Linked DNA regions of Homo sapiens: region 1 is linked to region 2. Evidence: chromatin loops called from intact Hi-C (ENCODE). Cell type or tissue: dorsolateral prefrontal cortex. All regions are shown on one strand. Each heading gives the region's core, and the rest is flanking DNA. Links, peaks and the distances in the headings are about the cores only. Region 1 overlaps DCAF8 (DDB1 and CUL4 associated factor 8). Region 2 overlaps ATP1A4 (ATPase Na+/K+ transporting subunit alpha 4).

Region 1 (16,437 bases), core at 2,646-10,645, 58 kb after region 2:
CTGACCTCTACAGCCTAGCTCTGACCCTATCTCCTGCCTTCCTCCAGACAACCTCTCCTACATTGAGCACATCTTTGAGATCTCCCGCCGTCCTGACCTACTCACTATGGTGGTTGACTACAGAACCCGTGTGCTGAAGATCTCTGAGGAGGATGAGCTGGACACCAAGCTAACCCGTATCCCCAGTGCCAAGAAGTACAAAGGTAAGCGGCCACTCCTTTAACTAGCTGCACCTCTGCCTCGTCCCGTTGACTATCCTTGGAGTACTTGAGTTTTGGGAGAGTGGAGGCAGATGCCCAATGGGCCTGCCTGGCATCTCCCACACTGCTGTCCCTGGACACATACCTTTTTGCCCCCAGACATTATCCGGCAGCCCTCTGAGGAAGAGATCATCAAATTGGCTCCCCCACCGAAGAAGGCCTGAGCAAGGGGGAGGAAGAGGAGGAAGGTTGGACCTTCATCAGACCACTCCCTTCCCCCATCCTCCAGGAGAGGGGGCAAGGGCAACCCACCATCTACCCACTTACTAACCTGGTCCTAACCCCCTTACTGTGCGCGTGTGTGTGCGTGTGCGCACGCTCTGGCTGTTTGTCTATATGTCTAGCTCATCTAGTTCCTCTTCTTAAGGGGATGGGGGTCAGGGGCTAGGGGAGGGGGCTGAGTTTCCCCACTTTAGGAGGAGGTGGGGGCTATTTCTATGCAAATAGAAATCAGCACATTCCTCCTACTTCCCTTTCCTCCACTCCCCCCATATCTTTAAAGTGTGGAAGCAGAAAGGACCTGCATTTTCCTACATTGAGGAGCTGACATAGGGGTAAGGTATGGGAGAGGTAGGTGGATCCAGGGAAAAGCAGTGGGGACGGAAGGCAAAGAGACCACTCAACCCCCACCTGGAAGGGGCAAAGAAAAGCCAGAGTTCCATGTTTGTACTCCTGTGCTGGACTGTTTCCTGAGTACCAGCAGGTCCCTTTTTGTCTCTCATGGGCCTAGCATAGGTATGAGCCAGGGATCCTTTCCTGGTCCCTAAGATCAAACCCCATGGAGCAGCCAGCGTTAGATGCCCCCACCCACCTGTACTCTGGAGAGACTGTGCTGGGAACATGTACCACTGAGCCTGAGATGGGGATGAGGGCAGAGAGAGGGGAGCCCCCTCTTCCACTCAGTTGTTCCTACTCAGACTGTTGCACTCTAAACCTAGGGAGGTTGAAGAATGAGACCCTTAGGTTTTAACACGAATCCTGACACCACCATCTATAGGGTCCCAACTTGGTTATTGTAGGCAACCTTCCCTCTCTCCTTGGTGAAGAACATCCCAAGCCAGAAAGAAGTTAACTACAGTGTTTTCCTTTGCACCGATCCCCACCCCAATTCAATCCCGGAAGGGACTTACTTAGGAAACCCTTCTTTACTAGATATCCTGGCCCCCTGGGCTTGTGAACACCTCCTAGCCACATCACTACAGTACAGTGAGTGACCCCAGCCTCCTGCCTACCCCAAGATGCCCCTCCCCACCCTGACCGTGCTAACTGTGTGTACATATATATTCTACATATATGTATATTAAAACTGCACTGCCATGTCTGCCCTTTTTTGTGGTGTCTAGCATTAACTTATTGTCTAGGCCAGAGCGGGGGTGGGAGGGGAATGCCACAGTGAAGGGAGTGGCAGAATCAAATTGCTACATAGTCCAAACAAAAAAGAAGGCTTTTTCAAAAAACATTAAATTCACATGCAGTCTCAGAGACTATTTAGACAAAGTTCAAGTTAGGAGCTTTTAGGATGTGGGAGTAAAACTTTAATGGGAGGGGAGGGCTGGCTGCTGGAAGAAGGAAGAAGCCAGACTGGTTAGACAGTACTCTTAACTCCTAGCCCAGCCTAGCGTGCCCTGCCCCTCTGGCCACTGCTGCAGACACCTGCCTTAACACACACACCTCTAGGACTCCACAGTTTTGCCTTAAAGGACCTTCCCAAGTCTCCCTTTCCCTGTCTGGCTTCTCCCTTAAGAAGAGAGAGATACTTGTAGAATTGGGTGGGGGGAATGAGCATGAACTGTCCTTCCATTTGGGATATGTTACATTAGAGTGAGAGAGAGAATAAGGAGCCTTTCTTATGGAAGAAATGGGAGAAGAGAGACAGGGTTCTTTTCAGCAGAGTCTAGTAGTTTCTCTGTAAGGCAAAATAATCTAAAAAGACTAACCTGCCCACCCACTCCTTATATTGCTGTGAGATTGCCCCTATCTTGTGCTCTTCTGTCTGCAGTGTGCACGGCCTTGTTCTAACCCGGAATAAAGGTGATTGATTGTATTGCAACTAACTGATTTTAAAATTTCTGTGAGTGACCAGGATTTTGCAGGCTTTGAATCACTGGGAAGGGAGGGGGAACAATATTTATGGCCCAGAATAAGGGCTGGGAAAATACCCCAAGTGTATACCCTCACCCCACCCAATCTCCTAAGTATCACTGAGCTAAATGGAGTGTATCCTACTTCCAACAGTCTCCAATTGGAGCCCAAGCACTGGAAATACGGGTCTCCCAAAATGGACTTTCTAACACTGTATCATGTGCAGAATGAGAGGGGAAGGCTAGGTACCTACATTAGTAGGAACAAAAACCATCCATTGTGAATAAATGGACCACATACCACACAGAGCAGCAGTCGGGAGAAGAAAAGCTTTACTGGGAGAAAATACAACAAATTCCAGAGTGCATGGTTTTTAGCCCACCCTATCACCCCACCAGCAATAGGAACACAGACCACTCGATCACCACACATTCCCTACCTCAGGGAGTAAGTACAGCAGCCAACATCTGGTCTCAGAGCTGCTGGGAAAAGGGGCAGGAGGAAGAAGTATCTGGGAATACCATTCTCTCACTCTTTTCCCCTCCTTCCTGGCCTGATTTAGAAGAATCTGACTGTCCCAGGATACAGAATTCTTGGTTGGATCTTGTGGAACTGGGGGCAAAAAAATAGCAGCAAAAGCACTTAAGGGCAAGAATTCAGCTGGGACTTTCAGACTCAGTGACCAGTGATAAGACAAGTGCCCAAGCTCCAGCCACTGTAATCAGTCCTTAGATTAATGACTTATTCCTCAATCCTAAAATATCAAGAGGTGGACAAGGTTTAAGTCAAACCCAGGAAGTCTTTCCCTTCACTCTTCTATAAAGAAGGGAACTGGCATGAAGTTGGATGGCTTAATGATCAAGCAGCTAAAGGTAAGAGAGACAGAGTGAGAGAGTGTGTATGTATGTGTGTGGTGTGTGTGTACATGTCTTCTGTCACAAAGTACCACAATAGTCTGCAGTGGTGGCACCACCCTAAAGTAGTTAAGTTTTAAAGACAGGCCAGCCTCTGGTTAGAAGAGCCATCCTTGGAACCCCCTACAAGACTTAAGGAGAGGTAGGAGATCTGAGGCAGAGCTGAGAGGAATTTCCTGTTTTTCCCAACCCCTACACCAAAGCAGGGAACCAGGAAGGGCAGAAATGAGGATCCTTCCATTCTCAAGCCTCCTAAAACCTAAAGGGTAAGTCCCAATCTCTAGTGACCATACACAGAGGTAAACTGACCCCAGGTGTCACTTCCACACCATTACTCTTGTTCACTCTTAAGTCCCTTTATTGCATTCAGAGAATATATAGGTATTTAAACTTTGACAATAATTTTACCTTGATACATCCAAGTTTGACTTGCTTTTTAATATATTTATAGATATAAAATTAGGCCTCTAACAGTGATAGGGACAGGGAGATTGCTGCCACCAAACAATGTTTCTTAAAAAAATAACAGAAGAGGTAATATCCTTCCTATTCTTCCTTCACTTCTGCCCCTCCTCCCACCTCTTCCCAGCCTCCCTCACCTGACCTATTTAGGGGGTGATGGGATGAAGAGAAGAGAGTGAAGGATATGTAATCAAGTGCAAAATACTGTGGTAAGTACAGAGAATGAATAAGGTGGAAAGGAAAGTGAAGAGTGTGGGATGGTTAGGGGCTTTAAGGACTTCCCAGGAAAATAGGATTCTGGGATGGGGTTGCTGGGGGTGGGGGGGGAGCCAACTGTCATAAACTTTTAAAAAACAAAGGAAGAAAAGGTCAAAAACCTAAACCAAAGAGAGAGTGGCACTCCTACCCTCCACTCTGGCCCCTTGGTACTGAATAGCCAGTTGTTCCCCCCACCCCTCCCCCAGCCCAAGAAACAAGGGAGATTAAAGAAAAAGAAACCCCATTCCCTATCCCAAACCAGTTAACAAAATAGGCTTCCCTCTCCTCTCAAAAAGAGGCTTTGGGGAGAGGCCATTTCTGCCGAGTCCTATGCACCTCTCCATAGAGCCCCATTCCAGGGCTCAACTCCCATTCCTAGGTACTCTTTGTTGGTTCACTCCTCTGGTTTGTCCTTCTCCTGGGATGTCTTTCTTTTATCTAAAGCAAAAAGTCCAAAGTGCGTTTCTGCTGAATGTAGGGCCTGGGACAGGAAAGGGTTGCCCAGGCAGGATCAGGTTGGCAGCCCCAGCCTGCCCCACCTAGGTATGAGGCCTCAAGATGGCATGCACTGCACCCGGTCAGGGCCCTCCTCCTCGTCCGATGTGTCTGAGGAGCTGGGAGACTCATCAGAGTCCGCGTCTGTGGCCCCAACCCCAGGTTCTCGCCAGCGCTGTGGATGGGAAAGGCTTGTTAGTAACTTCCCTGGATGGAACAAGGACAAGCCTGTTAGGTCTTAGCCAGAATTTAGATGCTTTAGGCCAGAGATCAGCAGAATTTTTCTTAAAGGGCCAGAGAGTAAATACTTTAGACTTGTGGTCTATATGGTCTTTATTGCAACTATTCAACTCATTGTAGCGTGAAGGCCGCCACAGACAATACACAGAATGGGTATGGCTGCAAGCCAATGAAACTTTATTTACAAAAACCAGCAGCAGGCCAACTGCCAGTTTGCCAACCCCTGAACTAGGCCTCTTTTGGCATAAGAGGAAAAATAGAAGGGTCACACTGAGACTTGTTATTTCTTCTCAATTCCCTCCTCCACCCTCCAGCTTTTGCCTTTATGAAGATAGCATTACACATGGACGGCAATGGACAAAAGTAGATACCACCCTTTTCTGCTGATGTCTCTTCCAAGGCTATATCAGGGATCTGATGGGGACAGAGGACAGTGGATAGGAAATCCGACCAAGATCACCTGATTACTGCTTGAAGTCACTACTCTGGAACTTTTTAGCCCTCTTAAAAGGGTCACTCCCTTGGGAATTCATTTCCAACCCTAGCTTACCCGGTGATGGCGTCTCTGTCTCAGGTGATGCATAAGGAACCACAGCATGTGACTATCAAACAGGTCAGTTTGGTGCAAGCTATCTTCATCCCGCTCCCGCTTGTTCTTCTTAATCACCTGGAACCCAAAAAGGTTGGGAAGAGGGGGCAGCAATGAAGAGGAACCCGGGACCTGATCAAGAAGGCTGATCTCCTATCCCAATAAAAGCTTCCCTTAAGTTGAAGTGGAGCTACATTAGATTAGGAAATGATGCCCTAGGTTCAGCTGCTGAAAAGGTAGCAGGCTTTAATACAGAATAATTCTTAAAGATGCTCCTTATCCCCATCCTATTACAAATTAGTGCCACTTCACAGCTGCCCCCTGGAGCAGGACTATTCCTACAGAGGAAATTACAGGAATGTGGGGGAGGGTGTTAGAGCAGTGCCTTTAAAGAACTGGGCAGCAAGTTATTCCTCCCTATGACAATAAGAATCAACAGTATGTGGATAAGCAGAAAGAAAATAACTTCTGCAGTCAGCCACTTACATCTTTTAACCCTGTCAGCTCAGTGGAAGCTTCAGCTGTGGGTGCCCAGATCTTCACATCATGGTCTAGGCCACTGGTTGCCAGCACAGGCAGGTGAGGGTGGGGCTCAAGACAGTTTACCTGGTCAGGAAGAAAGGAAAACACAGACTCAGCAGTGTGTGGGAGTAGGGTTTAAAAACCACTACTCACCTTGAGCCAAATAACTGCCCTTGATCAGGGCTGAGGCAGCTGCTGGGGAAGGGAGGCCCACCCATCCTGAGCCTAAGCCAAAGGGCACTGAGGGTAGAGAAACCAGACACAGACTGGGTATAAGACCAGGCACATCAATCATTTCCTATGTATAGGTCGGGGGTGGCTTCATCCCCAGATATGGCCCTAGGGGTGGGTGAGTGGACTGCCCAAGCTTACTGCTGGCTTCGTAAGAAGACAATGAAATCCAGATGACCTCATTCACTCCAGATTCCAAAGCTCCAACTTGCCCAAGGCTGGAAAAAACCATCTCAGTGGCTTTCACCAAGTGGCAAATAAATTTTAAAAAATGAAGAAAGCAGCAGCTGCCAATGAACCCCCAGAGAAGAGTCGGAGAACTATATTCATTTGGCAGTGTTTACTAGAACTGGAGGAAGGCACAGGCTGAGAAGAGGAGGCTGAGTTGCAGGGAGTGGTGGGAGTGATGGAGGCTCATGTCTGCTTGAGAGAACCTTGCACATCCCAGGGGGAACATCCTACTACTTGCCCTGAGCACAACAGGCTCAGCTATAAGGCAGCACATTAAAACCAAGCAGCTTCTTGGGGCTCCCAAAGCCTCAATCTCAGCCACCCTCTGGGTAAATTCACTGAACAAGGCAAAAGAAATAAACTCCAGCAGGCAGGCCTTCTAGCTTAGGCAGCTTCCTTCTGTCCGAAAGGCACCCAATGCCCCCTGCTGTCTGACTTGGAAACATGAGCTTCCCTAAGGGAAGGGCAGGGAAGTTCCTACCCCATCCAGAAGAGTTAGTTCCAGATCTAGCTGCTAAAGCATTTTGAGTCTTTTAGTGAAAAGAGGAACACATAGGAAAGGCACCCTGCCTTGCAGCTGGACCTATAGTCCAAGAAAACAACTTCTTTTAGTTCTCTCTGGACCAACCACCTCCGCTGCCTCACCTGCACAGGCAGAGAACAGCTGAGGAGAAGTCAAGGGCAGGCATGGAAAATAGAGCTGACCTACAGACTTCCCACTTACTTTGACTTCCATCTTACAAATAAACAAATGCTCAGAAAAGACTGAAGCTAAGACTGAGCTTATGAATAAAACAGAAACCCCGTTCTTTATCTCCTCCTCCCATTCCACATATCAGCCTATTGTGAAGTTTATCTTTGGGCTCTTTTAGGCAGTGCAGTTAAAGTCCAATGCCTGGAATAGTATCTATCTATAGTAATGGACAACTTACATATACAAACCTGCACTTTTTCATCTATCTCCTAATAAGCCCTTGTTACAGACCTGTACTCTGAGCTAGCTCTGCTTGAATAAGTCAGGAAAATAAAAAAACACAGGGGAACAATTCCTTGGAACTTAAGACTAAGGAAAAAGCCAGTGGCAAGAGGAACAAGAGAATAACATACAGTACCTGAATTGGAGCCTGCGGGGGGAGCCGACAGAGAACTTCTGGGCCAGAGTACCTGGTCACTTCACCAGACCTGTCTGAATGCCAGGACTTATCCTGTCAATAATGCCTGAGCAGAGAAAAGAGCTCTGGCCTTAGATGACTGGGCTGGGGGAATGTAGAGAATGGGATCAAGCATCAAAGTGCTCTTGGGAGACTAAGGGGCTGTCCTCTGATACCACCCCCAACCCTTGTCCCTGTGAAGCTGAATGGGAACAAAGAAAAGATCCTCAAATCAGTCAGGAGATCTGGGCAAGGCAGAAAATAACTTCTAAGATCTTTGGTTCTAACATTCTACGTTACAATTACATTCTACTCTACATTTACAATTTGCATGATATAGAACTGCTGAGTCTACTACATTGAAAGTAGTGCCTGGTAACCCCCACTGCTGGAAAATTAGGACCAAAAAACAGAGCAGAGGGAGCCAAGTAAAAGACCACATCGATCATTCAGCTTACACAGAGACAAGAATATGTAAGGAAATTTGCTTCAGGGGTAGCCTCTATATCTCTTATTCTACTCATTTACTCTTAGGACCACTAAAACTTAGGCCTGGGGCCCACCCATCCCAAGTAGATGCCTTCCTCACCTGGGCAAATGGGTTAATCATCAAACCCTGGCATTGGCTGAGCTAAAAGCAAACTGGCCTGCAGAATGCTTTTGGAGAATGGACAAATGCTGGCCTGGGAGAGGGCATTCAGCCCTGCATCTCTCTGGAACAGAATGCAAGGCAATAGCTTATGTCAAGAAAAAATTCACTGGCCCCTTCTGACTTCCTTTCTCTAAATGCCTATTGCATAATTCCCATTAAGACTCAAGTGTTTTGGGTTTGTTCACTGCAGATGACACAGGGGGACCTATGGAAGAGTTGGAAATGAAGCAGGGAAGAGTGAGACACACCTTGAACTTCTAGACTCCTCTCCATTTGTATTCAAACCATAAAAACCCTAGATCTATGCAGGTCCCAGGTCCCTGAAATTTAGAGGAAACCAGAAGAAAATTTGAAATACCCTTTCACCAGGGCAAGAAAAACATAAGGAATGGGATCCTGATTGCAAAGAACCATTCTAAATTCTAAAACCACTCTCTGAAAAAACCTCATCAAGAGATGGCTAGGCTCTTTGAAGTTCCCCACAGCTAAGAAGGAATAAAAAGGAAGAGAGACTTAGCTGTCTCAGTCATTCCTTAGAGGCCTTGGATAACCAGACTATTCTGGGCAATCAGTATAATTTAGTCTTCCAAACTGTGTTTTTCCCATCTCCTGTGGTCCAAAAACCTTGTAACAGAAAGCGATTGAACTCCTTCCTAATTCTAGGTCTCAAAAAAAAAAAAAAAAAAAAAAAGATAAGGTTAACCAGATACATCTTAAGAGCTGATTGCTCTTCATTCCCTAACTCGATTCTCACTCTTCCTTTTTGCCCTAACTCCACAGAGGGCTGCAGAACTCAAAGGCCAGGCAGACTATGATACGATCATGGGTTATACAGCAAGCAGACTGCTCAGCTACTAAAAAACAATTGCCACATTTGCGTTCTCCTTATATGTACACATGTATATGTGTTTGTTATCTATTTGAATGTACGCATGACATTTCACCCCTAAATACTTCAACATGTATCTCTTAAGTACAAGAATATTCTAAGTAATCAAATCAATTTAATATTGAATACCATGTTATCTAATGTATAAACCATATTCTAATTTTCCCAACTGTCCAAAAAATGCTCTTTATAGCTTTTATCTGCTAATCTAAGATCCAGCCAAGATCACTACTTAGTTTAGTTTAAAGGGAAGAGACATGGAGAAATCTTTAGCCTTGTGTAGGAGGGTACGCCCTGAACACTAACGCTTTTTCATTTGGAAAAGGTGCACGTCTAGAGATAAGTTACATCACTCAGGACAGGACAGAGGTTCTTCCCTAAGATCCCTTTCTTGTCTCAATAAACTGTGCTTTACAGGGACAGAAGATAGGAACAGGAAGAAAATACTCCATCAAAAACTCAGCACCTCCAGGCTAACTAGTCTTTTATGGCTGGCTGGACCTCTAAAACATGGTATCATGTAGTCACAGTGAGAATTCAGTGTCCCTGCTAAAACCTACCTTAATGACTGGAGAGATTAGGGAGCCAGCCAGCTCAGCACACCATACTCACCACGCCTCCCTTGTCCCCCTCCATGAACTGAATAATCTGGCAGGATGATTTCTCCCAGAGGAAGATGTGCCCACAGTCACTACCGCTCACCACAAACTCACTCTTGGGGCCATAGAAATTGACGCCTTTTACTGAAATGATAAATGAGGGAAGAAACCACATGAGGGTTGGCATCAGGCCTATATACATTCATCTCAAAGGGAATTTAGTTATTCACAAACTCTAAATCAGCTAGATTATGCATGTTTAACAGATAGTTATAGGAATCACACCAGTCCCAAGAGATGATTTATATTCTCCCAAAGAGCTCGCTCCTTAGGGCAGAGGAATCTGCAGTCCTTTAGCAGCAGCCTTAGTCTCTCAAGTTTATACCCTATCAAGTAACCACAGGCCTCTCTAATCTCTTACCTGTCCCACCCTGAATCATCCCAGCTCTGCCTACTCTTAGGCAGCACTGTCTTATGGCCTAGGATTATCTTTGATATGTGGACTTCATTGGTACCTTGTCAATATTTCTGGGTCATCAGCTGATCTGAGACTGATGAAGGTATATGCCACAACTGCCTCGAGAAGCAAGTGATCTGTGCTTGCTACCATTAACAGGGCTCCACTCTCCGGAATCAGTAAAAGAAGCCAAGAGTTCCAATGACTATGGTCAGTACAATATTGGCCATGAGACTGGCACCCTTCCTTTATCTGCCTGTGTACTGAGATCCAAGAACAGATTTTTCCCTCCCTTCTTACCAGCTCAGGAAAAAAAATAAAACTAACCTCTAACTGCTATCTCCAAGACAAAATCATGACAGGTATCTGCTAGGAGTGGTAACAATAGAGAAATGATTCCTCAACTTTCCTGGACATTAGAATCATGTGGGTAGTTTTTAAAAATCTCAGTGCTCAAGTTGCAGTCCATCCCTATTAAATCAGAATATATGGGGTTAAGGCCAAACTGTTATTTTTAAAAGAACACCAGGATTGGGATTGGTGGCTCATGCCCAGCACTTTGGGAAGTCGAGGCAGGCGGATCACTTGAGCCCAGGAGTTAGAGACCAGCTTGGGCAACATGGTGAAACCCCATCTCCACAAAAAATACAAAAATTAGCCAGGTGTAGAGGCATGCACCTGTAGTCCCAGCTACTCACGAGGCTGAAGTGGGAAGATCACCTGAGCCCGGGAGGTTGAGGCTGCAGTGCCTGGGAGGTCAAGGCTGCAGTGAGCCATAATTGCACCATTGCACTCCAGCCTGGACAACAGAGTGAGATCCTGTCTCATAAACACAAAACAAAACACATCAGATGATTTCAATGTGCCCCAAAGTTTGGGAACCACAGACATGGAACAAAACAGGCCAATCTTGGGCTAGTTACTACCACCATTCCTCCTCTTCTGCCTCATCTAAAAGAATTGTTTACTCCTCCTTCCTAGAGGTATAAGGTCACTCCCTATTTTAAGCAATTCAGGACCACTGACTAAAGAGGGCTTTCCCTGACTCCCTAACAAGGCATTTGTGCTTCTTTTGAAGTTGCCTGAAATCTTAAAAACAGTTAGTCTAGCCTCCTTATGTCCAAACCAATTAGAAGCAACATTATTGGAGTGGCAAGAGATGCTCTTGAGCGCTTTCTCCTCTAGCATAGCGGAGAAAACATGAAAACTCCAGCCCAATTCAGGATAATCCCTCAGTGCCCATGGCAACACAGGCAGGTAGTTTCTATTTGTATAACCTGAGTAAGACACTGTGGTTCTCCAAAGCCAACAGGCTTGGGCCAAAGAAACCTAGGAAGACAGTCTCACCTGTGGCATTATTTCTGTGGCCCTTGTATCTCTTAACATACTGGGCCCCATCACTGTGAGAGGAGTTGAAGAGGTAAATGTCTTCATCATTGTAACTGGCCAGGAGCTCTGCCAAGAACAAGAACATAGCAGTGAAGGCAAAGGCTGAAAAAAGCAGGGACCAGGAGGTGGGGGTTGGGGTGGGGCTTCTTGCCAGTAGTGCCCCCTCCAAATACCCAGGTGTAGCACCCATCTTATTTGGAACACCAGGCAAGTCCGACTGTACAGGGTAGACTAAGAACACACTGCCAACCCAGGGGCAGCAGAATGCTCAAAAAGGTCATACCCATTAACTCAGGAATGAGTCAAAGGCATAAGAACCTGCTCAGGCAAGCAACCTGGGCTTCAGGACAGGCCCTGCCAAATATCATCTGCAGCATTCTGCAAATGGTACCTGGCATCTCCAAGGGTCATCTACTGTATCCTCCCGCTATGTGCTCACCATCAGCAGTTACTCCCCAGCTGCTCTACTTGGAGCTATAGCACAGTGGTGAGCACTGGAGGGCACATGCCTCACTGGCTCAGCAGCTCCCTAGACAGAGGGGGCATGCCAGCCTAGGAGCTGGGCCCTGCTCACGTACCTGTGCCGTCGTGGCTGTACACAAGACAGGTGATGTTTGCTTTGGACTCACTGTTCACCTGCAATAAGGAGCAGATACTGACTGATGCCCCACCCCCCCATTTGTTATACCATCTTCAGGAAACAGCTTTTCCTTCAAACTCCCCTATATCTTCTCCCAGAGATTTGAGAAAGACAGACAGAGACAAGAGTACAACTGATGAAACATGACCACCTCAGGGGGTAGCATCTTGGGGCTTTCTTTTGGTTGTCATCCATGTGCTAGCCATTTTATGTACACTGTCTCATTAGGCCTCACCATCAAGGTGCAAGGCAGTTATTTTTATTTCTATTTTGTCGATTAAAAAACTGAGGCTATCAGAAGTGAAGTGACTGCCAAGATCACAAAGCTGGTAAGTGGTAAAGCCAGGATTCAAATCCAGATGACTGACTTGAAAGTCCAAGCTCTTCCCACCATACCAACAAGTTCAGGTGCAGCCTTGGGGTTGAGTCAGGGAAGCCTGCAGCAACTGGCCCTTCATGAATCTTACCAGGTGATGAGGACAGAACTTCTTGAGTACTCCATTGTTCTCATTCTCATCAATTTTCCTCTGGTCATAAATCCTACAGTTGGAAAAGCAATGAAAATGTAAAAATGTACAAACGAAACCCTTGAAGAGCTGCAATTTGATGTAGTGGCAGGAAACTGCCAGCTGGATGCAGATAAACAACATTTTCCAAACCAAGCTTTTGGTTTGTGCTCTTCCTTAAAGGGCATCCCTTTTCCAATCCATTTCCAAACCCTAAATCTTTTGTTTGTTTGAGATGGGGTCCTGCTCTGTCACCCAGGCTGTAGTGCAGTGGCATGACCCCGGCTCACTGCAACCTCCGCCTCATGGGTTCAAGCAATTCTCTTGCCTCAGCCTCCTAAATAGCTGGGACTATGGGCACACACCACCACGCCCGGCCAATTTTTGTATTTTTAGTAGAGACAGAGTTTCATCTGTTGGCCAGGCAAACCCTTAAATCCTTTATCCACATACTTCCCATTTTAAGTGGCAATCCTCAATTCTGTCAGTTTGAAGTGGTTTATCTCTCTCCTCAAGTTTTATATCACATACTGCTACTTTTCACTGAAACAACTAACATTAGTATGGAGCTTTTTACATGTACATTACCTACCGAAAAAGGTTACTCACGGGCAGAAACCATGCTTAATGTAAGTCAATGGGTCTGTAATCCCTCCTTAAAACTGTATTTGGCCTGTTCTCCCTCTCATACCCCACAATAATTATTAAAAACTACCACCCATATCCTCAAGACTCCCTCTCCTTTCCTCATTCTTATCAAGCACACTACACCTTCACCTTCCTTCCTCTCTCTAATCCAAGCTTTAAACTCATGAGGACACACATATTATGTGTCAAATATTATGCTAGGTGCTAGAAATACAGTGAGGAACAAGACAGATCCAGTATCTGTTCTCACCCAGTCTCCTCCAATCTCAGAGCCAATCTCTTGAAAAATGCTTTTCATTTCATCCTTCCAGGGACCTTGTTTGATGATTATCTAATTTCTCAACCTCTTCCTCATCACCAGCTGGCCACTTTCTAAAAATCCTTCTGCTGACTGTCCTTTCCTACTATTGCTTTTTTTCTCCTTCCCCTTACAGTTACACTACTGAAAAGAACAATCAACATTCAATATTTCCACTTTCTTACTTCCTATTCACTTCTCAGTCCATCCTAATCTGGTTTTGGTTCTCAACTCACCACTGAGACTTCTCTGGCTGAAGTCATCAGTTAATTATATCCATTTGTTAAGTAGGTGTAAGTCTAGAGTTCAGAATAAGTGTGGTCTGCAGACACAGATGTAAGTCATATATCCGTGTGAAAGGTGGTAGTTAAAGCATTGGTAATGGAATTAGATCTCCAAGGGAAAATACAGAGAAGATTTTCCCTTCGCCCTTTAGAATCTCTGGCCTGTTTCAGAATATAATGAAAACTCTAGTCCCTTCTCCCCAGAAAAATGCACATAAGCATACTTTCTGGAGGTTCACATAATATTTGTACTTCAAGTTAAAATTCCCTGGTATAGAGTAAGATGAGAGCTGAAGACTGAGCTACTGGAGAACATCAGCATTTAATGGGTGGAGAAAGGAAGACACACCCATGAACAACACTGAGGAGTGGTTGGACATCAAGGAGAGAAGGTGCTTCAGGGAAGGAGTAATAATGTCAAGAGTAGAGAAAAAGACTTGAAAAGTACTTTGTTTGCTTTGGCAGTTAGGTTACTGATGACTTAAGCCTTGACATCCCCAGCTCACACGATCCTCCCGCCTCAACCTGCCGCGTAGCTGGGACTACAGGCACACACCACCATGCTGAGCTAATATTTTTATTTTTTGGTGGAGACAGCATCTGCCCAGCTTGGTCTCAAACTCCTGGCCTCAAAAGATTCTCCTGCCTCAGCCTCCCAAAGTGCTGGGATTACAGGTATAAGCCACTACACCCCAACTAAGTGTTTATTAATAGCTTACTATATTCTACATATGATGCTAGAACGGAGTTTGGCAAACTTTTTCTTAAAGGACAAGACAGTAAATGTTTTAAGCTGGTAAACTGGCAAACCATCTAATCTCTATTAAAACTATTGAATTCTGCCATTGTAGCATGAAAGTGGTCATAAACAACATGTAAAGTAAGGCCATGGCTGTGTTCCAATAAAACTTTATTTATAAAAACAAGCACTACAGTTTGTCAAGCCCTGTGATAGACAGTAAGCATAGAAAGATTAATACAAACTTTCCTACCACTTTCTGAACATATGATAGGCCCTTGATAGTTTATATTTTACTTTTAGTTATTTTTTTTGAGACAGGGTCTCACTCTGTCATCCAGGATGGAGTGCAGTGGTGTAATCACAGCTCACTGTAGCCTCAAACTCCTGGGCTCAAGAGATCCTCCTCTGCCTCCCAAGTAGTTGGGACTACAGGAGCATACCACCACACCTGGAGATATTTAATTAATTAAAAAATTAAAATTTTTTCTTAATTTTTTTTTTTTTTGGTAGAGACACAGTCTTGCTATATTGCCCAAGTTGGCCTTGAACTTCTGACCTCAAGCTATCCTCCAGCTTTGGCCTTCCAAAGTGCTCTAGTTTTATAGTCATGAGCCACCACACCAAGCCCCTTGACATTTTAAGTCACGTAAGGAATAGTGTGCACACCTTTACCACATCTCTTCCCACATGCCTTCAGGCACCCACTAACTTGTTACCCTAAGTCTCTCTTCTATACCTGCCTTTAATCTAATGTTCTCTCAGTGTTGCTGATGTTGGCTTAAGAACTGGGGAATGAAGAGATGATTTACTGACTGTGCTTCATCAATCAGGGCCTATACTTAATCCTTTAGCAATAAATTTTCATGTCAGCCAAATTTACCACTAAAGGATTCACCTGATATATTCTCTTTTTCTTTACCCCTATAAATTCTTAAAACTAAGCTAAGCAGGAATTAGCTTAGCTTAGCAGGTGTAGTAGGGACTCACACCTATACCTCCTCTACTTACCTTTTTTTTTTTTTTGGCCACAGGCCAAAAAGCATGTCTCCCCAGAGCTTCCCTTAAATACTTTTTAATAACCCTAAACTAAAATTCAGTATTAATGATGCAAAAGCCTTGAGGATCAGTAAGCTATTTCTCTATATTCCCTTGAAGTAATTCCTTTAGGCTAGGAGTGAAAGTTAATGATGTTATGATATATAATATTCAGCAAAAATGTTTTCAAATTTATACCAGAAGATGAGCTGTTTGGGTTCTTTCAAAGGAAGAATAAGAAAGGAGAAACCTCAAAACATTCAGTTGGCTGCACAGGAGAGGTGCCAGAGAAGTTGAGTGTAACCTAATGTCAGAGAAGAGCTGGAGTGCTGAAAGGGCTACCTGCTTGTGTAGGATCAGCGTGCCTCAAAATCTTCACATAGCCAGGCGCGGTGGCTCACGACTGTAATCCCAGCACTTTGAGAGGCCGAGGTGGGTGGATCACTTGAAGACAGTTCGAGACCAGCCTGGCCAACATGGCAAAACCGTATCTCTACTAAAAATACAAAAATAGCCAGGCAAAGTGGCACATGCCTGTAATCCCAGCTACTTGGGAGGCTGAGGCATGAGAATCACTTGAACCCAGGAGGCAGAGGTTGCAGTGAGCCGAGATCGAGCCACTACACTCCAGCCTGGGCAACAAAGTGAGACTCTGTCTCAAAAAAAAAACAAAAATCTTCACATAACTTCTGCCCAGTAAATAGCCAATAGAGGAATATTGAGGCTGATAAGACACAGAAGATTTGAGTATTTCTCCTTGTGTTGAAATGCTAAAACTCTAAGCCTTACTCTAACCCTGGGAAAGTATCAGCTTTGGGTTAAGGCAATATGATATACATATCATATGAATACATATGAATACA
Region 2 (11,991 bases), core at 3,992-11,991:
GGCTCACACCTGTAATCCAAGGCAGGCAGATCACTTGAGGTCAGTAGTTGGAGACCAGCCTGGCCAACATGGTGAAACCCCATCTGTATTAAAAATACAAAAATTATCCTGGCATAGTGGCACACATCTGCAATCTCAGCTACTTGGGAGGCTGAGGCAGGAGAATCACTTGAATGCAGGAGAATCACTTGAACCTGGGAGATGGAGGTTGCAGTAAGCCGAGATCATGCCACTGCACTCCAGCCTAGGTGACAGAGCAAGACTCTGTCTCAAAAAAAAAAATGGATATGTAGATGTACATATTTATGGTATACATGTATTATTCTGATATAAGCATACAATGTGTAATGATCAAATCAGGGTATTTAGGATACCCATAACCTCAAACATTTATCATTTCTTTGCATGGGAACATTCCAAATCCACTCCTCTAATTATTTTGATATCCATAATAAATTATTAACTATAGTTGCCCTATTGTGCTACCAAACACTAGATCTTATTCCCTCTAAGTTGGAGAGTCAAAGCGTGGTGTTAATATGTTATCAACATTAAGTATTATATTTCATCATGACATTGGCCCTGCACATTATAATTATCTGTATGTATTTATCTCCCCACTGGAGCACCTTAAGGGTAGGGACCATTCTTATTCATGTTGGTATCCTCAGCACCTAGGACCCGAGATAGGTTCTCAAGTTCAAAAAGGTTTGTGAATCAATCCATAAACAAAAACCTTCCTATGTAAGCATGCTAAATGACATCCCTCCTCTAATGCAAATTTTGAAACCTCACCTTATCCAGGAAGAACTTCCAGACTGACCTTCTGAAAGCGTCTTTAGTCTCTAGACCCATTCTGGGGCTCCAAATGTCAGGTTCCCTTTTGCTATGGCTGTTCCTCTTTTCACAGCTCTCTATCCAACCCTATTTCTTCTCTGCACAGGGCCATAGCCACCAAAGGGCAAAGGAAATCCTGACTCGAGGTGGACCCAATACTGTTACCCCACCCCCCACCACTCCAGAATGGGTCAAATTCTGTAAGCAACTGTTCGGAGGCTTCTCCCTCCTACTATGGACTGGGGCCATTCTCTGCTTTGTGGCCTACAGCATCCAGATATATTTCAATGAGGAGCCTACCAAAGACAACGTGAGTCTCTTCAGCTACTACTAGCCAGCCCTATCTCTGCTTAGCCCCAGACACTCTTTTGCTCAGCAGCCTAGCACTCCTGAAGTCCTCTGGCCCAAATCCCTAATTACATTATTACATTAATGTAATAATGTAATAAATGTACATTAATTATAAATGTAATTGATTGTAATTAATTACAATGTAATTGATTAATTACATTGTAATGAATGTAATTAATTATAAAATGTAATTAAATGTACATTAATGTAATAAATGTACATTACATAATAATGTAATAAATGTACATTAATGTAATAAACCAAAATCCCTAATACTCCACTTTCTAAGTTCCATCTTGGTTCCTCTCACCTTTTAATCTAAAAAGCTTCTGGTCCAGTTCCCTGAGGTGCACAATGTCCCCGAAAAACTTGCTGTTCTTTGATGACCTTCCCAATTGATCCCCAAAGCACTTTGCAGTCCCTTTCTCTTCTCCACAATTTTAACCTCATCTCCTTCCTCCCAGCCTCCCTCACAATCCACCCCCTCCATCCAGAGATTAGCCTTCCTGGAGAGAAAGATACAGGCCTTCTCTGACCAGGAATTTTGCTGACGGCTCACCATGGCTCAGGGTTCCTTCCCCAGGAAGCCAAGTGTACTGGTCCCACCTCAGATTCTTCTCTACCCCTCTGCTCTCAACTCAGTCTTACGGTCTCTTACACCTGGTGAAACTGCTGTGCCCCTTGCAGACTGATTTTCTGAGGATGAAGAAGACGACAAGGTCCCACTGATAAACGCTTTCTTTCCCCACCCTCAGCTCTACCTGAGCATCGTACTGTCCGTCGTGGTCATCGTCACTGGCTGCTTCTCCTATTATCAGGAGGCCAAGAGCTCCAAGATCATGGAGTCTTTTAAGAACATGGTGCCTCAGGTAGGATTGGAGTGGGAGGATCTAGTGGGAGCAGGAGCAGGATGTGGCCAAATACACAATGATGAAGTCCCGTGGAAAATTATATCCTATGATAAGTGAGCTGAGTGAGGTTGGTGATGAGGGGGTCAAGGTACTGTATCAGTCCTTAAAAGTACCTGGAAAAGCTGTGAAACCCTGAGAAAGACATAACGTCACCTATGAAGTGCTCTGATCTAGAAGGCAGAATCTGAATCTAAAGAGGAAACACCATACAAACCCCAAATAAGAACATTCTATTTTTTTAAAGAGACAAGTGTTGGTGGGGGTGGGAGCGGGGTGCGGTGGGGGGTGGCTGGATTCTTCAAATATCGATGACCTCAAAGACAAAGAACAGCTGTGGGGATGTTCCAGATTAAACAGACCAGGCATAGTGGCTCACGCCTGTAATCCCAGCACTCTGGGAGGCTGAGGCAACAGGATCACCCAGGAGTTTGAGATGCTATCTCTACAAAAATAAAATAAAATAAAATAGCTGGTCTACATCTGTAGTCCAAGCTACACAGGCAGCTGAGACGGGAGGATTACTTGAACCCAGGAATTTAAGTCTGCAGTGAACTGTGACCAACCTGGGCAAGACCCTGTCTCAAAAAATAATAATAATAATAAAAAGAGGCTAAAGAGGCATGACAACTATTCCGAGGGTGGTGGCTCCCACCTGTAATCCCAACCGTTTGGGGGACCGAGGCAAGAGCACTACTTGAGTCCAGGAGTTCAAGACGAGCCTGAGTAGTATAGTGAGACCTTATCTCTACAAAAAAATTTAAAAATTAGCTGAGCGTGCCTGTAGTGCCAGCTACTCAGGAGGCTGAGGTAGGAGGATTGCTTGAGCACGGAAGGCAGAGATTGCATGCCATTGCACTCCAGCCTGGTGACAGACAGAGACGCTGTCTCAAAAAAAAGACAGGGACGTGGCAACTAAATGCAATATCTAACCCTAGATCTGATTCTGTGCCAGAGGAGAAAGTAATGCTTTATTTTTACTTTTTTATTTTGAGCTTTTATTTTAGATTCGGGGATACATGTGCAGGTTTGTTATATAAGTAAACTGTGTGTCACAGGGATTTGGTGTACGAATTATTTCATCACCCAGGTAATAAGCATAGTACCTGATAGGTAGGTTTTCTGTCCTCACGCTCCTCCCACCCTCCACCCTCAAGTAGGCCTTGGTGTCTGTTTTTCCCCTTCTTTGTGTCCATATGTACTCAGTGTTTAGCTTCCAGTTATAAGTGAGAACATAAGGTATTTGACTTTCTGTTCCTGTTAGTTTGCTTAGGACAATGTCCTCCAGCTCCACCAAAGATAATGCGTTAAAGGATGTATTGGGTCAATTGGCAAAACTGGAATACTGACAGATTAATACAGTAGATTAAAGTATCAATGTGAAACTTACTGAAATTGATAACTACATTGTGGTTGTTTAAGACAATATCTTAATTCTTGGGAAATGCACAATGAAGTTTTTAAGATAAAAGATCATGATGTAGGTAACTTACCCTCAAGTAGTTCAGGAAAAGAGTATACACAGAGAGAGAGAGGATGAAAACAAATGACAAAGTAACTGGGGTGAAATGTTAATAGGTGAATCTGGATAAAGGTTATATAGGTGTTCTTGGTGCTATTTTTATTCTTGCAACTTCTCTGAAAGTTTAAAATTATTTTCAAGTTAAATGTTTTTTAAAGGTACCTGGAAAGAATACGACGGTAAACAGAGGTTCCTAGGCACGGGACTGGAAACTTGCAAAGGAATAGGCTCCACATTTTCCCTATAATATGATCATGTTCCAGTAGTATAGCCCAGGATTTCCTTCTCTTTTTGGTATCACTTAATTCCTTCCTTGGGTAAGAGTTTTGGGACAAAGTGTTTGGGCAGTTTTGGAGACTAGGAGTTTAGGCATGGTCGGTTAGCTTTTGCTACCTAACAAACTACCCTAAAACTTAGTGGCTTAAAATAGCAAGCTCCTGTTTCTCATAATTCTGTGGCTGTGCTGTTGTTCCTCAGCTGGGGCTGGATGGTCTTAGATGACCTCATCCACATGTCTGGGCCCTTAGCTGAGATGACTGGGACAGCTGGGGCCTTTTTCTTCGTGATCTCTCTTTTTACAGAGAGGTTAGCTTGGGCTTGTTCATAGGGTGGCAGAGGATTCTCAGAAACAGGAATGCAAGCCCCAGCATGAAAGCACTTTTTTTTTAATTTTTTGAGACAGGGTCTCACTCTGTCACTCAGACTGAAGCGTAGTGATGTGATCACGGCTCACTGCAGCCTTAACCTTCTGGGCTCAAGCGATCCTCCAACTTTAGCCTCCCAAACAGCTGGGACTACAGGTGCATGCCACCACACCTGGCTAATTTTTTTTTCAATTTTTGTAGAGACAGGGTCTCCCTATGTTGCCCAGTCTGGTCTTAAACTCCTGGGTTCAAGCAATCCTCCCACCTCGGCCTCCCAGTGTGCTGGGATTACAGGTGTGAGCCACCAGTCACGGCCTGAAAGCACTTTTTAAACTCCTCTTTCCATCACATTCATTCTATGGGCCAAAGCAAGTCACGTGGTCAAGCCCAGGTTTAGGGGTAGAGAGATAGACTCCACCTCTTAATGGGAAGAGCGTCAAAGTCACATTGCAAAGGGCCCTGCAAACAGCATCATGGGAATTTGCAATCTGCCAAAGACACCTTCAAGAATGATGTGGTGGGTGACAGTAAGAAAGGGGAGTAAGGAGGAGGGAGACCAATAACAGAAGGTTTTAGGCTAAGAGTGGGATGAGGAAAGCCAAAAGTTTTGGAAATGATCCTGCACTATCCTCTCATAGCAAGCTCTGGTAATTCGAGGAGGAGAGAAGATGCAAATTAATGTACAAGAGGTGGTGTTGGGAGACCTGGTGGAAATCAAGGGTGGAGACCGAGTCCCTGCTGACCTCCGGCTTATCTCTGCACAAGGATGTAAGGTGAGGGGATGCCGAAAGCTATGTGAGGGACCCAAGCGTGATCTCATGGCAGGGTAGACACCTGGGCCGTTAGAGAAAGTATAAGCTTATTACTCAGAATCTTGAGAAGTTACAAGTGCAGATTTGATGTTAGAGACAACAGATGTGTAAATTTGTTTCTCTCAGTCTGTCAGTGATGATGTTGGTGACCAGATGAAGACATACTATTTTTGTAAATAAATCTGCCTTTTTTCCTATGCTCACCTTACAACGCGTCCCCTCTCCCATCCCAGGTGGACAACTCATCCTTGACTGGGGAGTCAGAACCCCAGAGCCGCTCCCCTGACTTCACCCATGAGAACCCTCTGGAGACCCGAAACATCTGCTTCTTTTCCACCAACTGTGTGGAAGGTGAATATCGAACCATAAGTAGCATAGATTCAAAAGCAGGCACCAAAACATAAAGATTTTAATAACTGTCTTCTAAAGGTAGCGAGGTAGGTAAGAGCCAGTAAAAAGTCGAGCTTCTCCATCACGAGCTGTATGACCTCTGGTGAAAGGTCAAGGTCATCATTTCCACATTCGCACAGTGATGACAGTAAAAGTCGTTACTCTGTAGATTTTCGTGTGAATTGAGATAATATATGTAAAATGCCCAGCACAAGACCTAATACATTGTAAGTGACCTACAATTATTAGCTATTATTTTAGCTTGTGAATGGACTATGCTGTTTAAGCTGAAAATGGCACAGAGGGGAGGAAAATTGTTCAGCCCTGCTAAGTCATTCTTCTCTTAAGGTAAGCCCTAACTTCTAACTAGTCCCCTATCCAAGAGAAGATATTGGCATTGGAAACTTGAATTACCAGAGGTGCCACTTAGACTTTACCACTTAAACTTTGGCTTTGCTCCTAGAATCTAGGAATCCTTGAACTGGGAGACAGTTCTGGCAAAGTGGTAATAAAAAGGGACTGAACATCATTCTGTCAATCTCTCCTTTGCCCTTTCCCCTTAAGGAGGCCTGAAGACTCCATGGAGCACACTTGAAAACTATTATTCATGCTTAAGAACAAATGTTTGGTTATCTAAAAATAGTTCTTTTGTTTGTTTTGTGTTTTTTTGAAACAGAGTCTCTCTCTGTTGCTCAGGCTGGAATGCAGTGGTGTGATCTCAGCTCACTGCAACCTCTGCCTCCCAAGTTCAAGCAATTATCCTGCCTCAGCCTCCCGAGTAGCTGGGATTACAGGTGCCCACCACCACGCCCAGTTATTTTGTGTATTTTTAGTAGAGATGGGTTTTCACCATGTTGGCCAGGCTGGTCTCGAACTACTGACCTCAAGTGATCTGCCCTCCTCGGCCTCCCAAAGTGCTGGGATTACAGACGTGAGCCACCATACCCAGCCTAGAAATATTTTTTATTTGAATGCATAGTATTTGTTAAATATTATAAATATTATCTCTAATTCCCACATGCGCACAATACCAGATATTATCCCTATTTTACATGTAGCAGACTAAGGTTCAAAGAAATTAAGCACCATATCCAAGAGTACAACTCAATAGAAAGGAGGCGGGTCAGGGATTCTAATGTAGGTCTGTCTCCATATCTCGTGCTCCTTCCACAGACCCTGCTCTGTGCTGAAAGATTGCTATTTAATTTGAAAATACCTTAAAGAAGAAGCGTAATGTTAAGACAGAATAGACTATGAGAAAGAATCCAACTAGAAAATAAAATACATATATTAAAAATGTTTTAAAATTGATTGGACAGAAGCAAGTTAGCAAGCTTTCCCCAAAAACACTAGATGTCTACTATTAGATTTTAGGAAAAAATTTGCCCAAATTTACCCTTACAAAGTAGGGTTTTCATCAGCTAAGTATATGTTCAGATAAAGGGTATGGAGGAAAGTGGATGGTGGCATTTCGACTGGGAAGCAAGGGTCTGTTTAGATAGAAAATGGTTTTGTAGGAGGCTAAAAAAACCCAACATGTGGCCAAGAAGGTGGAGCTAGGTAGAAGGAGCTGGGCGGAAGGACTTTCAGTTGAGGAATTTCTCAGCAATTCACAGACCGATAGCATTTACCCTAGATCAATTTGCCCTTTAACCTTTACCCTAGACTTTTAACCTTTGCCTTAGACCAATTTGCAAATTAGTAGCATAACTTTAACCTTTACCCTTGCCTCCCATGTCTCATCACCGTAGACCTTGACATGGCTGTGGCACAGACTTCTCTTTGGGTTCTCATGCATCTTCAAGGGAGCCCAAGCTATTTCTCTGGCAATACATGGAAGGTGTATGAAGAAGCCAGTCTGGCCTGGGGTGCTGGATGCTTGGCCTTCTCAGCCTTCCCTGAGGTTGACATCAACCCAACCCCATCTCTAGACACACTGAGATTAATTATTAAATCCCGTTTCTCCAAGTGTGAGGAAACCATAGCAGAAGGAATAAAATAGAAGAACTAGACTAAACCATGACACAAGATATATGTAGGTGACACCATACACTACCCACCCTCCTCCACCCGGCCCAAAATAGGAAACTCCTCAGCATCTCTCAAGTATTTCAGCATCTTCATTCCATAGGACCCAATATATGCCTTTGGCAACCAGTTTGAAGCCCATCTATAGAATGCCTCGGCCTGGGAATCTTTTCAGGATTCCTCCTCCACATAAACACTGACCTGACCTGTCTGCTCCTCGAGTAGGACCCTGCTCTCAGACTCATACAGCTAAAGGCAACCTTAGAAAACGGAGACCACCACGTGCAGCAATGTTCATGGGAGCTCCCAGATTAGAGATGCTCCTACTAAGTCACAAGTATGAGTCTATATTGGTCCTACTGGAAACCCTAAGTTCATCTAAATGATGAGAAGAAAGAGAAAGAAACTAATTTTCAAGTGCCTATGATGTACCTAACCTTCTAGACTCTTAAAAATATTCAGTCCTCACAGTTTAGTAAGTGCTTTCATTCCATTTCGAAGATGAGGAAGCCTGACTCTCAGCATTTAAGTAACTTGCCCCAAGGAAAAGAGCTAGTAATTTAGAAAGCTGAACTTCCGGCCCTGAGTCTTTCTGCTTTTAAAATAAATGCAGTTTCAGTGATATGTTGCCTAAGTGATTCTGACTCTGATTTCAATGGTAGAAATTTCAGTCATTATGGTAAAGCAGGAAGAATTACTTTAAGAAAAGAATTTTGTCATGCCCCTCATTTCAAGGTGAGTGGCCTGCATCATGTGTGTGTAAAGCCAAACATGATGTCCAAGCTGCCCTTCTGACTGGGGCAGTGCTGGTGGAGAGGAAAGAGGGACCTCATAAGCACAGAAGCCCAGCTGTTATGGCCCGTGCTACCCAGCAGAGGTCAGATTGGCTCCAGCCAGCAAAGCAGGGAGGGGGCGCAAGTTACAGCAGGATTTCTCAACCACTCACATTTGGGGCTGGATAATTCTTTGTTGTGCGGGACAGGAGAGCTGTCTTGTGCGTGGCAGGATGTTTAACAGCATCCTGGCCTCTACCCACTGCATGCCAGTAGGAGCCTTCTCCCACCCCAGTAGTGACCACCAAAAATGTCTCCAAGCATTGCCAAATGTCCCCAGGGAAGGGGGTTGGTGGGTAGGGATTGCCTCCAGTTGAGAACCACTGTGTTAGGGGATAAGGGGATGTTGGAACATAGGGCTCTACCAGAAGGGTAACCACTATTCCTGGGATCTAGAAACTCCTCAGCTGCTGAGGGCAAGATAAGAACTATATAGGCAATAGAAGATACTCAGATTAAGTATAATAAAGGCCTTCTTGACAGTGAAGGAAATTAGGCAATAAAATTGGGTATTTCAGGAGAACTGTGAGACCTCTTCAGAGATTTTTCAGACTAGAAGACCTTTATTTGTATAAACTAAATATGAGGAGAGCAGAACATAATGACCTCTCAGAGGGCCTTGAGTCTCCAGTTTGTTTTTGACCATTGACAGCTTGCTCTTTGTGGGAACCAAACCAAACAGCTTCCTCAATTCAGACTCGGCATGTCTTGGGTGACCATCTCTGATGGAAAAAACAAGAAACAGCTTTTTTTTTTCTCTACACTCACGCTGAACACAGAACACTTCTGTGTCCAACATGTGTAGACAGTTCTCCCCACCAACAACCAGTTCTCCAAAGGACAATGATTGGGTGTCCTATAATTCAATTCAACTCTGACACAATCCACCTGGAGATAGCATCAGATCCCACAGGTTAGGGCTCAGCCCCACAAGACAGTCCCTAACTCTAGACCCCAGTCACAAGTCCTAGGTTATGGCCTGGCTATAAATTGGGGTTCCCACGACTCCCTCCTCAGGTTTGATTAATTTGCTAGGATGGCTCACAGAACTCAGGGAAACACCTTACTTAGGTTTACCCATTATTATAAAGGATATTACAAGGATACAGATGAGCAGTCATATGGAAGAGACGCACAGGACAAGGCACGTGGGAAGGAGCATGGAGGAGCGTCTGTGCCCTCTCCTGTCCAGGGTGCCCTCCAGTAACCCTCCACATGGTCATACACATAGACACTTTCCAAACCCAGTCCTTTGAGGTTTTTAATGGAGATTTCATTACATAGGTATAATCGGTTACATTATTAGCCATTGGTGATCAACTCAACCTTCATCCCTCCTCCCTTCCAAAGAGGTCAGTCCATGAACTGCAAGTTCCAACTCTCTAATCACATGGTTATCTGCCCTGGCCACCAGCCCCATCCTGTGGCTATCCAGGAACCCACCAAGAGTCACCTCATTAGAACAAAGATACTCCTATCACCCAGGAAACTCCAAGGCATTTAAGAGTTCTGTGTCAGACACTCCTATCACTCAAGAAATTACAAGGGTCTCAGGAGCTCTGTGTCCAGAACTGGGTCAAAGACCAAATATTAGAACAAAAGATTCTCCTAGCACCCCTATCTTTAAGGGTTTTTAGAAGCTCTATGTCAGGAAGTGGGGGCAGAGACCAATATCTATACTTCTTATCATATCACAACATCACATTGCCCTCTCCTGCTTCATCCACAGGAACCGCCCGGGGTATTGTGATTGCTACGGGAGACTCCACAGTGATGGGCAGAATTGCCTCCCTGACGTCAGGCCTGGCGGTTGGCCAGACACCTATCGCTGCTGAGATCGAACACTTCATCCATCTGATCACTGTGGTGGCCGTCTTCCTTGGTGTCACTTTTTTTGCGCTCTCACTTCTCTTGGGCTATGGTTGGCTGGAGGCTATCATTTTTCTCATTGGCATCATTGTGGCCAATGTGCCTGAGGGGCTGTTGGCCACAGTCACTGTGAGTAGACAGGGTGGAAAATGGCCTCAGGGCAGACAAACCACCCCAGGGAAAAGGGATCACTAGCGTCTCTTTTGTTGTTGAACCTTTCAAGTGCAGGGTCTTCCTGATATGTAAATAGGTATCAGGAATAATTTAGCTCTCAATATTACACTGACTCCTTCTGCCCATATATTTCGGTGTCTTCTCTTTCCTCAATGAGAGAGGAAGCAAGTTTCAATGGAAAGTGCATTGGATTATCAGTCACTGAGAGTGAGTTCTAGTATTGGCTAAATCACTTAACATCTCCAGACCTCAATTTATTCATCAGTTTATGGAGGAAGATTAATTTGGAATTATAGAATCCTACAGGAAAGGACTTCAAAGATCATATAAATTCAACCTTTCAACCAGTGCTGAATATCCTCTATAAAACCCATGGGAGATGATTATTATTTCTATTAATTGGGAAGCCCACCCCTTTCTGTCTCAATTCGTTTCATTGTTGTCTTGCTCTATTTACATTTCACTGTGTTAAGCAGAACTATAAATCCCTGTTTGTCCTAAGTTTCCCAGCTGAAGAAACACAAAATAAGTCAATTCTTTCTCTTCTACAGACTAGCCCTTTAGATTTTTGATGGTAGCCATTATGTCCCCTCAAACTCTGGTGGTAGCAGGTGAAATAATCCCTCTTCCCTTAGCCATTCTTCCTATGACATGGTCTGTAGGCCACCTGTCTTGATGATCACCTGTTGAGGGTATGCTCTAGTTTGTCAATATTCTTAAAAGAGAAATGACAATAATACTTGGGGTGTGTTTGGACTAGCACAAAAATGTAGGGACTAGTGATATTATGTAAATACATTATAACCCCTAATCCTGTTATTAGAAGCCCATACTTAGATAACCACAGCCTAAGAATTCATTAGCTTTTAAAACAATCTTGCTTCACACTTGACTTACATTGCCTTCACAATCAACAAAAGTCTTTTGGTTTAAATGATTTTTCAAGTCCTTTTCAATGCTGTGATATTATTGTTATCTCCTCCACGTTCTTTGTTTAAACTATTGGTCTGCCGGGCGCGGTGGCTCACACCTGTAATCCCAGCACTTTGGGAGGCCAAGGTGGGCGGATCACGAGGTCAGGAGATCGAGACCGTTCTGGCTAACACGGTGAAACCCCGTCTCTACTAAAAATACAAAAAAAAAATTAGACAGGCATGGTGGCTGGCGCCTGTAGTCCCAGCTACTTGGGAAGATGAGGCAGGAGAATGGCTTGAACCTGGGACGTGGAGTTTGCAGTCAGCAGAGATCACGCCACAGAATGAGACTCCGTCTCGAGAAAAAAAAAGAACTATTGGTCCAACACCCCCTCCACACCTAGCATCTTATACCACCATAAAAGATTAGCTATCTATGTGGTCCCTGGAAAGATTGGACTTAAAGAGGTGTGGCCTAAACTTGAATGAAAAAGAGATTGCTGAATAGAAAAGATGCAAAGATCCTGAGGGAGCAGAATATTCCAGGGGGGAATAAAGAGGATCCCTGTCTATGATACCCTGGTAAAGAAATACACTCTTTTTTGGCCAGGCACGGTGGCTCACATCTATAATCCCAGCACTTTGGGAGGCCAAGGCATGCAGATCACTTGAGCCCAGGAGTTCAAGACCAGCCTGGCCAACATGGTGA

Evidence for each region. A loop is a pair of places that touch in the nucleus more often than their neighbours do. Peaks named below come from ENCODE experiments on the same cell type or tissue, not always from the same donor. Only the 100,000 strongest peaks of a DNase experiment are listed, where the experiment ranks them.
Region 1: a loop joins it to region 2, with 2.2 times the contacts of the local background. A loop is called at or near these places in 2 of 110 quality-filtered maps.

What each region holds. Positions count from the first base shown.
Region 1 is chr1:160,213,063-160,229,499 of GRCh38, forward strand. DCAF8 (DDB1 and CUL4 associated factor 8) reads right to left here. Exons shown (of 14, transcript NM_015726.4): 8 at 12,529-12,601; 9 at 12,000-12,057; 10 at 11,380-11,487; 11 at 9,589-9,719; 12 at 5,787-5,906; 13 at 5,262-5,378; 14 at 2,658-4,646. The coding sequence ends at 4,530. It overlaps PEA15 (proliferation and apoptosis adaptor protein 15), which reads left to right. Exons shown (of 4, transcript NM_003768.5): 3 at 48-203; 4 at 360-2,310. The coding sequence ends at 424. Among named protein-coding and RNA genes, the nearest start is that of PEA15-AS1, 12 kb to the left of the region's middle. In dorsolateral prefrontal cortex, for the core only: CTCF peaks have their summits at 6,709 (motif pointing left) and 6,912; a DNase peak (open chromatin) is centred at 6,699; H3K27ac peaks cover 5,682 bases.
Region 2 is chr1:160,154,102-160,166,092 of GRCh38, forward strand. It overlaps ATP1A4 (ATPase Na+/K+ transporting subunit alpha 4), which reads left to right. Exons shown (of 22, transcript NM_144699.4): 3 at 944-1,147; 4 at 1,944-2,057; 5 at 4,901-5,035; 6 at 5,308-5,425; 7 at 10,055-10,323. Among named protein-coding and RNA genes, the nearest start is that of ATP1A4, 8.5 kb to the left of the region's middle. RefSeq lists enhancers at 8,318-8,407, 11,969-11,991. In dorsolateral prefrontal cortex, for the core only: a CTCF peak has its summit at 8,361 (motif pointing right); a DNase peak (open chromatin) is centred at 8,360; H3K27ac peaks cover 1,006 bases.